Regions from separate parts of the Homo sapiens genome. Here region 2 is linked to region 1. Evidence: read pairs that join two places in POLR2A ChIA-PET (ENCODE). Cell type or tissue: HCT116. All regions are shown on one strand. Each heading gives the region's core, and the rest is flanking DNA. Links, peaks and the distances in the headings are about the cores only. Region 1 has its middle 38 kb from the start of SLC29A4. Region 2 has its middle 41 kb from the start of WIPI2.

The links. ChIA-PET counts read pairs that join two places held together with the same protein. Peaks named below come from ENCODE experiments on the same cell type or tissue, not always from the same donor. Only the 100,000 strongest peaks of a DNase experiment are listed, where the experiment ranks them.
Region 2: POLR2A ChIA-PET joins it to region 1 with 5 read pairs; 2 of 35 experiments call an interaction of 5 or more read pairs at or near these places.

The regions. Positions count from the first base shown.
Region 1 is chr7:5,242,692-5,248,064 of GRCh38, forward strand. No RefSeq gene overlaps it. Among named protein-coding and RNA genes, the nearest start is that of SLC29A4, 38 kb to the right of the region's middle. In HCT116, for the core only: no CTCF peak of the experiment used is centred there; a DNase peak (open chromatin) is centred at 2,454.
Region 2 is chr7:5,146,530-5,151,902 of GRCh38, forward strand. No RefSeq gene overlaps it. Among named protein-coding and RNA genes, the nearest start is that of WIPI2, 41 kb to the right of the region's middle. In HCT116, for the core only: no CTCF peak of the experiment used is centred there; no DNase peak of the experiment used is centred there; H3K4me3 peaks cover 312 bases.

The sequences.
Region 1 (5,373 bases), core at 59-5,058:
GGAAAGAAAGAGAGAAAGAAAGGAAGGAAGGAAGGAAGGAAGGAAAAGAAAGAGAGAGAAAGAAAGGAAGGAAGGGAAAGAAAGAGAGAGAGAAAGAAAGAAAGGAAGGAAGGGAAAGAGAGAGAAAGAAAGAAAGGAAGGAAGGAAGGGAAAGAAAGAGAGAAAGCAAGCAAGCAAGCAAGCAAGCAAGAAAGAAAGAAAGAAAGAAAGAAAGAAAGAAAGAAAGAAAGAAAGAAAGAAAATTGGAGTGTTTCACAGCCCAGGGTCATTAATTTGGCCACCTGTCCCCTGGAAATCCGTAACTAAGTGACACCTTAGAATGAAAGAAACGCCTCATGGTGTGCACAGTGACCCATTGGCTTCAGGGCACTTTGCTCACAAAACACCCCTCCCCAAATAGAAGACTCTCCTGGGCAAGGTAACTCATCCCAGCTGGTGGCACAGGGCAGGACAGGGTTCAGTTGCTCCTGGCAGAGGCTGAGGGAACAGGGCCGGGGGAGGCCCCTGCTGTCCTTGTCTGAAGAGCCAGGATCTGCATAGCTCCCCACCCTCAGCCACCCCACCCTGGCTTCCCTGGGCCCCTTCTGAGATGCAGAGATGCGTTCTGGGATTGGCCACCATCCACCCCCAAGCCCAGACCATGGCACCATGCCCCAGGCTGCCTGCGGCCCTCTTCTTGACAGACTCGCAGTCAGGTCCCTGCAGCCTCCTTGGTGCTGACAAATGGCCCCCAGGAGGGTCCCTGGCCACTGCCCCAGAACCCACCATGGGCCCCGCGTCCTGGCCGCTGGCCAGCTCTGTCATTTATGTCCTTCTTGACCTTCGTGGGAGCGCCCAGGCTGCTCCATTCTGTCCTGAAACCTACACCAATGCAGAACGTCACTGTGGTTGGCAAAGTCACTCTGTTTGCTTCAGGTGGGCACCGCAGGCAGGGCTGAGGGCTGTGGCTGCCGTGTTGCCGGCAAAGGAGAAAAACCCGCAATTTGTTCAGACGAGCTCCTTTGCTTAAGGCTCTGGGGAGCATCTTTTCTGGTTATTTTCAGCTTTCTGCTCCTTTTGAGGAAGTTCAAGGGATCAGCTCCTGTCCCCACCCCCTGACTCCAGGGGTCAGACTGTGTCAGTGTTCTGGGGGTCCCTCTTAAGGAGGCACCCCAAATCTGGAAGAACCTCTGGGCTCCTAGAAAGATGAAGACACGTAGAGCTGTGCCCATCACTGGGCAGTTTCCATCAGAGAGGGCTTTGGGGCTTCGGAGCACGGGTCCCTCCCCAGGCCCTGTCCTCCAGAAGGATTTGGATGGGGTCATCGGAGAGAGAGAGCTCGTCCTACATGGCAGCAAGTGGCTCTTTTCACAAACTGTCCCTGCCCCTAGCTGGGCATAGTGGCACGCACCTGTAGTCCCAGCTACTGGGGAGGCTGAGATGGGAGGATCACTTGAGCCCAGGGTCTCGATCAAGGCTGCAGTGAGCTATGATCGCACCACCACATTCCAACCTGGGGGATAGAGTGAGACCCTGTCTCAAAAACAACAACAACAACAAAACAACAAAAACCAGTCTCTAGCCAGGCACAGGGGCTTACACCTGTGTAATCCCAGCACTTTGGGAGGCCAAGGTGGGTGGATCATCTGAGGTCAGGAGTTCAAGACCAGCCTGGACAAGATGGCAAAATCCCATCTCTACTAAAAATAGAAAAATTAGCCGGGCATGGTGGCAGGCACCTGTATCCCAGCTACTCGGGAGGCTGAGGCAGGAGAATCGCTTGAACCTGGGAGGCGGAGGTTGTGATGAGCTGAGATCATGCCACTGCACTCCAGCCTGGGCGACAGAGTGAGCCTTTATCTCAAAAAAAAAAAAAAAAAAAAAGAAAAGAAAAGAAAAGAAAAGAAAGATCACCTGTAACTGCCAGTGCCAGAGCTAACCTGGGGTTAACACTGCTGTGTGTTTCCTTCTGGTGACTTTTCTAACAGAGAGAGCCTGTTAGGAGCTGATTTATTCACATTAGTATGTAGCCCCACAATGATTGTGTGTTCTCCCTGCGTTACTAATGGGAATCTTTTTTTTCCAATCCCAAAATTGGAATCCATTGTCTGACAACACATTTGTGTGTTGGACAAAAGAGGCTGCCTGGAAAGGGTGCATGCTGAGTGATAGGAATGCAGGAGGTACTTGAGAGGCTTGAAACAGGCCGGGCGCAGTGGCTCACACCTGTAATCCCAGCACTTTGGGAGGCCGAGGCGGGCAGATCACGAGGTCAGGAGATTGAGACCATCCTGGCTAACACGGTGAAACCCCGTCTTTACTAAAAAATACAAAAAAATCAGCCGGGCGTGGTGGCAGGCGCCTGTAGTCCCAGCTACTCAGGAGGCTGAGACAGGAGAATGGCATGAACCTGGGAGGCGGAGCTTACAGTGAGCCGAGATTGCGCCACTGCACTCTACCTGGGCGACAGAGCAAGACTCTGTCTCAAAAAAAAAAAAAAAAAAAAAAAATTAGGTGTGGTGGCAGGTGCCATTAGTCCCAGCTACTCAGGAGGCTGAGGCAGAAGAATCGCCTGAGCCCGGGAGGCAGAGGTTGCAGTGAGCCAAGATCACGCCACTGCACTCCAGCCTGGCAACAGAGCAAGACTATCTCAAAAATAAATAAATAAATAAAAATAAAAATAAAGTCTGGAGACCACAGAGCAGGGTGTCTGAATGCAAGACCATGCCCACCCTGCTGGCAAGCATGGAGGACGGCGTGGAGCCAGGGTGGCATGTTCACTTGCATGCATGTGTGCACATGTGTGTAGACGTGTGTGATTCCTGGGCACGCAGTGTTGGAAAGATCACTGGCCTTTGTCCCAGACCAGGATTCCAGCCTGGGCTCTAAGTGGCCGTGTGGCTGCGGATGGATGGATGCAGAAGCCAAGCAGGCTATATCCTGCATTAATGTGGCCATTGAGCTAATGTCCGTGGAGTCATCATAGGTCCTGATCATTGGAGACATTGGATTTTTTATTTGTTTATTATTATTTATTTATTTATTTATTTATTTTTGAGATGGAGTTTTGCTCTTGTCCCCCAGGCCGGAGAGCAATGGTGCGATCTCAGCTCACTGCAACCTCCACTTCCCAGGTTGTCACCCAGGCTGGAATGCAGTGGCATGATCATAGTTCACTGCAGCCTCAACCTCCTGGGCCAGCAATCCTCCACCTCTGCCTCCTGAGTAGCTGGGACTACAGGTGTGCACCACCACCCCCGGCTAATTTTTAAAAATTTTTTAGAGACAGGGCATCTCCCTATGTTGCTGAGGTTGGTCTTGCACTCCTGGCCTCCAGCAATCCTCCTACCTTGGCCTCCCAAAGTGCTGGGATTAACAGGCTTGAGCCACTGCACCAAGCCCTGCCAATGTATGTTTTAAAGGGCATACTGTATTGTTCCTTCACACCCTATTCCTGCCTGGTGGGGTGCTTCCTCTCTCTGGCCACCCTGCGGTTTGTCCCGAATCTTCCCTCCTGCACAGGTGGGGAAGCCCTTCAAGGTCCACTCCACAGTTTTCTTGAGCGTGGGACACTTTACGATCCACAGATATTTGACAGGACCCGTGAATGGAAGGAAATAAAAGATTTTTCGTTCATTTTTGCAGACACAGTCACAGGATCCCAGAGGATGTATTTAGAATATGACATCTAAATATAATTTTCTCCTGGGTTGTTCAGAAAATTCCCATCATCTGCCATGCAGAACTGTGTAAAACCATTTTGCTCATGCAAACTCTGAACTCACTATTCTCACAGCCTCCCAAAGCCTGACCCTATCAGGCGCTCCCCTGTCTTTTTGACCAAGATTGCTTGTTTGATTTTGAACACAGTCATTTCCCAGGGAACCTGGCGATTTTCTGTCTCTTCCATTTAGGCCAACACCTTCCTTACTGCAGAAATAGGCCTTGGGGGCTCTTGCTTCCCTGTGAGTTCCCCGCCGTGCTCCGCAGCTACACTGTGTTTATTTTTTATTTATTTATTTTTTTGAGATGGAGTCTCTCACTCTGTTGCCCAGGCTGGAGTGCAGTGGCATGACCTCGGCTCACCACAACCTCCGGCTCCCAGGTTCAAGTGATTCTTCGGCCTTAGCCTCCCGAGTAGCTGGGATTACAGGTGCACACCACCATCCCCAGCTGATTTTCATATTTTTACTAGAGACAGGGTTTTACTATATTGGCCAGCCTGGTCTCGAATTCCTGACCTCAAGTGATCCGCTCACCTCGGCCTCCCAAAGTGCTGGGATTATAGGCATGAACCACAGTGCCCGGCCAGCTTCACTGTGTTAGCTAAGTCTTCAGGGACCCCCTCCCGTCATTGCTGTATTCCTTCTTAGCGGTTAGCAACTCAAATACACAGCCTACTGCCCCCTGACAAGGAAAGTGTGTGAACCAGGAAGACAGCCGTGGCTCCTCTGTCCTGTGTTCAAGTCCCCAAGACGACCAAGAGGAAGAGGAGGTGGCAAAGTGACAAGAGCAAAAGCACCAATACTAAGAATCTGGCCATTTCTGGATATCAAGCAGTAAACAGTTCAAAAGCTTCAAGTGCAGACCAGGTATGACGGCTCACACCTGTAATTTCAGCACTTTGGTGGCTGAGGCGGGAGGATCACTTGAGGCTAGAAGTTTGAGACCAGCCTGGGCAACATAGCGATACCTCATCTCTACAAAAAATACAAAAATTAGCCGGGCATGGTGGTGCACACCTGTAGTCTCAGCTACTCAGGAGGCAGAGGTGGGAGGATTGCTTCAGCCAAAGATTTCGAGGCTGGAGTGAGCTGTGATTGCACCACAGCACTGCAGCCTGGGTGACATAATGAGACTCTGTCTTTTTTTTTTGGAGCTAAGAGTTTGGGTCTGTCGCCTATGCTGGGATACAGTGACATGATCTCAGCTCACTGCAACCTCTGCCTCCTGGGTTCAAGTGATTCTCCTGCCTCATTTTTCCGAGTACCTGGGACTATAGGTATGTACCACCACGCCCGGCTAATTTTTTTGTATTTTTGCAATTTTAGTAGAGACAGAGTTTCACCATGTTGGCCAGGTTGGTCTCGAACCCCTGACCTCAAGGAATTCACCCACCTCAGCCTCCCAAAGTGCTGGGATAACAGGTGTGAGCTACTGTGCTTGACCAATAAAGCCTTTTTTTTTTTTTTTTTTGAGACAGGTTCTCACTCTGTCACCCAGGCTGGAGTACAATGGCTCGATCCTAGCTCACTGCAACCTCCACCTCCTGGGTCTAAGCGATTCTCATGCCTCAGCCTCCCAAGTAGCTGGGACTACAGGCGTGCGCCACCATACCCGGCTAATTTTTGTATTTTTAGGAGAGGAGGGGTTTCGCCATGTTGGCCAGGCTGG
Region 2 (5,373 bases), core at 54-5,053, 96 kb before region 1:
TGACCATTTCTACCTTTGAAGTTAGTAATGTTTAAAACTTTGAGATATCCTAGTTTATTTAACTTAGTAAATTAGAATTCCTGTTTTACAATGTTAATGGAATTGTCTGTAGAGTTCAAACAAGCATAATATTTGTCTAAAATTGATATTCCTTATGGTTTCATATATCATGGAGGGGGACACTGAATGTCTCCATGTGATTTTATTTGAAAATTATCCAATGATTTCAGTTTTTAATATGTTTAAACAGTAAGCTTCATATCAATCTATTTTGAATTACTGGACACAGCCACTGAGACTTTTTAAAATTTACTCTTAGATCCGGCCTATGGTTTGTTGTTTTGAGCCAGGGTTTCACTCTGTTGCCCGGGCTGGAGGGCAGTGGCATGATCACGGCTCACTGCAGCCTCAACCTCCCCAGGCTCAGGTGATCCGCCCACCTCAGCCTCCTGAGTAGCTGGAACTACAGGCATATGCCACCATGCCCAGCTAATCATGCTCTTTTTGAGTGGGAGAAAAACAATCCTTTTATTTTATAACATGGGATCGCTTGTTGGTTTTTTTGTTTGTTTGTTTTTCTGAGACAGCTTGGAATGCAGTAGTGCGATCTGCAGCCTCGACCTCCAAGGCTCAAGAAATCCTCTCACCTCAGCCTCCTGAGGAGCTTGGGCCACAGGCACATGCTGCCATGCCCAGCTAATTCTGTTAATTTTTGTAGAGATGTGGTCTATGTTGCCCAAGCTAGTCTTGAATTCCTGAGCTCAAGGGATCCTCCCATCTTAGCCTCCCCAAGTGCTGGGATTAAAGGCATAAGACGCCACACCCAGCCGCCCAGCTGGCTTTTCCTTTTGTTTCTACAAAAATATTTTGTCTCTTTGTAAAAGGTTTTGTATCTGGTTTCCTGGATCAAGTTTGGACATCAGTAATTGGAGTCCTTTGCACATTCAACTACATAGATTTCTAACTTGTGGTAGATTCTACCTGTGGTTTCTACCGTGTGGTTCTAGAGAGAATTATCAACACTAGGCCGGGCGCAGTGGCTCATGCCTGTAATCCCAGCACTTTAGGAGGCCGAGGCAGGCAGATCACGAGGACAGGAGTTCGAGATCATCATGGCTAACATGGTGAAACCCTGGCTCTACTAAAAATACACAAAATTAGCCAGGTGTGATGGTGTAGGCCTGTAATCCCAGCTGCTCAGGAGGCTGAGGCAGGAGAATTGCGTGAACCCAGCAGACAAAGGTTGCAGGGAGCCGAGATAGCACCATTGCACTCCAGCCCTGAGCCCACAGTGTGTGACTCCATCTCAAAAAAACAAAACAAAACAAAAAGAAAACAAATAAACAGTAGAAATCATCTCCATAAAAATGATTCATTTACAAATCTTGTGGGTGGAGACTCTTTTCAGAATAATCCTTTTGGGGCCAGGCACAGTGGCTCACACCTGTAAACCCAGCACTTTGGAAGGCCAAGGTGGGTGGATCACCTGAGGTCAGGAGTTTCAGACCAGCCTGACCAACATTGCGAAACCCCGTCTCTACTAAAAATACAAAAATTAGCCAGCAGCTCACGCCTGTAATCCTAGCACTTTGGGAGGCCAAGATGGGCGGATCACCTGAGGTCGGGAGTTTGAGACCAGCCTGACCAACAGGGCAAAACCCCGTCTCTACTAAATATACAAAAAAAATTAACCACGTGTGGTGGCGCATGCCTGTAATCCCAGCTACTCGGGAGGCTGAGGCAGGAGAATCATTTGAACCCAGGAGGCGGAGGTTGCAGTGAGCCAAGATTGCACCACTGCACTCCAGCCTGAGCAACAAGAACGAAACTTCATCTCAAAAATAAAAATAAAAAAATAAAAACATTAGCTGGGCGTGGTGGTGGGCCCTGTAATCCCAGCTACTCAGGAGGCTGAGTCAGGAGAATTGTTTGAAAGAGAATCACTTGAATCCAGGAGGCAGAGGTTGCAGTAAGCCGAGATTTCGCCACAGCACTCCAGCCTGGGCGACAGAGCAAGACTCTGTCTCAAAAAAAAAAAAAAAAAAAAAAAAATTATATATATGCATATAAAAGAATAATCCTTTTGGGGTTTTACGTCATTTGTTCCTTTCTTCCTCTTTAGGTCATTTTGGTTATACATATTTTCTTCCAGATTGTCCTTTAATCAGGACATGTTTTTAACTCAGATATTTGTTATGCCTATTACTTTTTCAAGATTTCTCTACAAATTTGTATTTTAGATCAGTGGGGAAAAAATACACTATGTAGACCCTCAAACACCATGGGTTTGAACTTCGAAGGTCCACTTATATGCAGGTTTTTTTTTCTTCAACCAAACACAAATAGAAAATACAGTATTTGAGGGATGTGAAACTCAAATAAATACAAGCCCAACTTTTCATATACACAGTTCCGCAAGGCCAACTGTGGGATTTGAGTATGGCAGATTTGGGTATGAGGGTGATATGGTTTGGGTCTGTGTCCCCGCCCAAATTTCATGTTAAATTATAATCCCCGGCTGGCCGCGCTGGCTCACACCTGTAATCCCAGCACTTTGGGAGGCCGAGGCAGGTGGATCACCTGAGGTCAGGAGTTCGAGACCACCCTGGCCAACATGATGAAACTCCGTCTCTACTAAAAAAACAAAGATTAGCCGGACATGGTGGTACATGCCTGTAATCCAAGCTACTTGGGAGGCTGAGGCAGGAGAACTGCTTGAAGCCGGGAGGCAGAGGCTGCAGTGAGCTGAGATTGCACCACTGCACTCCAGCCTGGGCAACAAAGCAAGACTCCATCTCAGGAAAAAAAAAAAAAAAAAAAATTATAATCCCCAGTGTTGGAGGTGGGTCTGGTGGGAGGCGATTGGATCATGGGGGTAGGTTTCCCCTTTCGTGCTGTACTCGTGAGAGTGAGTGACTTATCATGAGAGCTGGTTGTTTAAAAGTGTGCAGCACCTCCCGTCTTTCTCTCTCTTCCTCCTGCTCTGGCCATGTAAGACATTCCTGCTTCCCCTTTGCCTTCCGCCATGACTGTCAGTTTCCTGAGGCCTCCCCAGCCACGCTTCCTGTACAGGCTGCAGAACTGTGAGTCAATTAGACCTCTTTTCTTTATAAATTACCCAGTCTCAGGTAGTTCTTCATAGCAGTATGAGAATGAACTAATACAAAGGGGTTGTGTCCTGGAACCAATCCCCTCCAAATATGAAGGGCTGACTTTATTTTATTATGGTACAAAGGCTAGTACAGTGGCTCCCACCTGTAATCCCAGCACTTTGGGAGGCCAAGGTAGGAGGATCGCGTGAACCTGGGAGCTTGAGGCTGCAGTGAGCTATGATCACACCACTGCACTCCAACCTGACCAGCAGAGCGAGACCCTGTCTCAAAAAAAAAAAAAGTAATAATAGGCTGGGGGAGGGGGCTCATGCCTGTAATCCCAGCACTTTGAGAGGCCAAGGCGGGCGGACCACAAGGTCAGGAGTTCAAGACCAGCCTGGCCAACATGGTGAAACCCTGTCTCTACTAAAATACAAAAATTAGCTGGGTGTGGTGGCAGGCATCTGTAATCCCAGCTACTAGGAAAGCTGAGGCAGGAGAATTGCTTGAACCCAGGAGGCAGAGTTTGCAGTAAGGAGAGACAGCGCCACTGCACTCTAGCTTGGGCAACAAATTGAGACTCCCTCTCAAAAAAAAAAAAAAGAAAAGAAAAAGTAATAATAAATGGTTGAAAATGTTTTCCTTCCCAATAAATTCATGGTTGCTATGAAACAGTAGCAAAAAAAATTAAATTCCTATATCTATTTTTAGAGAGTTTTCCAATAATTTCTCTTTTATATTGATTAGTGTCACCAGAGATTTGTCTATCACTTGTTTATTTTTCCAAAGATAAAATCTTTATTATTTTTCCTATCTTCCCTAGTAAGAGAGAAAATAAAACTCTTACAGCTATCATCTTCTAATATCAAGATAACATGAAAACTCCTGTAAAATGAATGGGAAGGGGAATATTCCAACTCTAATTACAAAATGAGAGCTAAGAACGTATGCAACTATATTATTTAGGACATGGATAAAACTGCTGTAATAGAGCTCCCAAAATAAAAGTGCTCTAAAAATTACTGATAAAGCCGAACGTGGTGGCTCATATCTGTAATCCCAGCATTTTGGAAGGCTGAGGTGGGTGGATCACTTGAGGCCAGGAGTTCAAGACCAGCCTGGGCAACATGGTGAAACCCTGTCTCTACTAAAAAATACAAAAATTTGTCGGAAGTAGTGGCTCATGCCTGTAATCCAGCACTTTGGGAGGCCGAGGCAGGTGGATCCTGAGGTCAAGAGATCAAGACCACCCTGGCCAACACGGTGAAACCCCGTCTCTACTAAAAATGCAAAAATTAGCTGGGTGTGGTGGTGCGCACCTGTAGTCCCAGCTATTCAGGAGGCTGAGACAGGAGAATCGCTTGAACCCAGGAGGCAGAGGTTGCAGTGAGCCAAGATCACACCACTGCACTCCAGCCTGGCAAGAGAGCAAGACTCTGTCTCCAAAAAAAAAAAAAAAAAAATTTGCCAGGTGTGGTGGTGCACACCTGTCTGTAGTGCTAGCTACTTGGGAGGCTGAGGCAGAAGGATTGCTCGAACTCAGAAGGTGGAAGTTGCAGTGAGCCAAGATCATGCCACTAATCCACAGCCTGGGCAACAGAGTGAGACTATCTCAAAAAAAAAAAAAAATCACCAATGATTATTTCTCATTAAAAAAATCCATGTGACTCCGAAGGAGTCAGAAAACTAGACTCCTAAATGAGTGCTCTAGCTGGGCTTGGTGGTTCACACCTGTAATTCCAGCACTTTGGGAGCCTACGGTGGGAGGATCGATTGAGCCCAGTTCAAGACCAGCCTGGGCAACATGGCAAGACATCATCTCTAAAAAACTTTTTTTTTCTCACGCCTGTAATCCCAGCACTTTGGGAGGCCAAGACGGGTGGATCACGAGGTCAGGAGATCGAGACAATCCTGGCTAACACGGTGAAACCCCGTCTCTACTAAAAATACAAAAAATTAGCCGGGTGTGTTGGCAGGCGCCTGTAGTCCCAGCTACTCGGGACAATGGCGTGAATCCAAGAGGCGGAGCTTGCAGTGAGCCAAGATCGCGCCCCTGCACTCCAGCCTGGGCGACAGAGCAAGACTCCATCTCAAACACAAACAAACAAACAAAAACACCCTTAGGTAATGATCACCAATGACTGCTGACATCTTTTTGAAAAAAAAAAAATAAGAAAACCAGACATCCTGTCCATCTATATGGCTGTACACGACATCACCTATGAGTAATCCTGGGGAAAAAAAAAAAAAAAAAACTTGAGTCTAAGCCTCTTGATCTAAT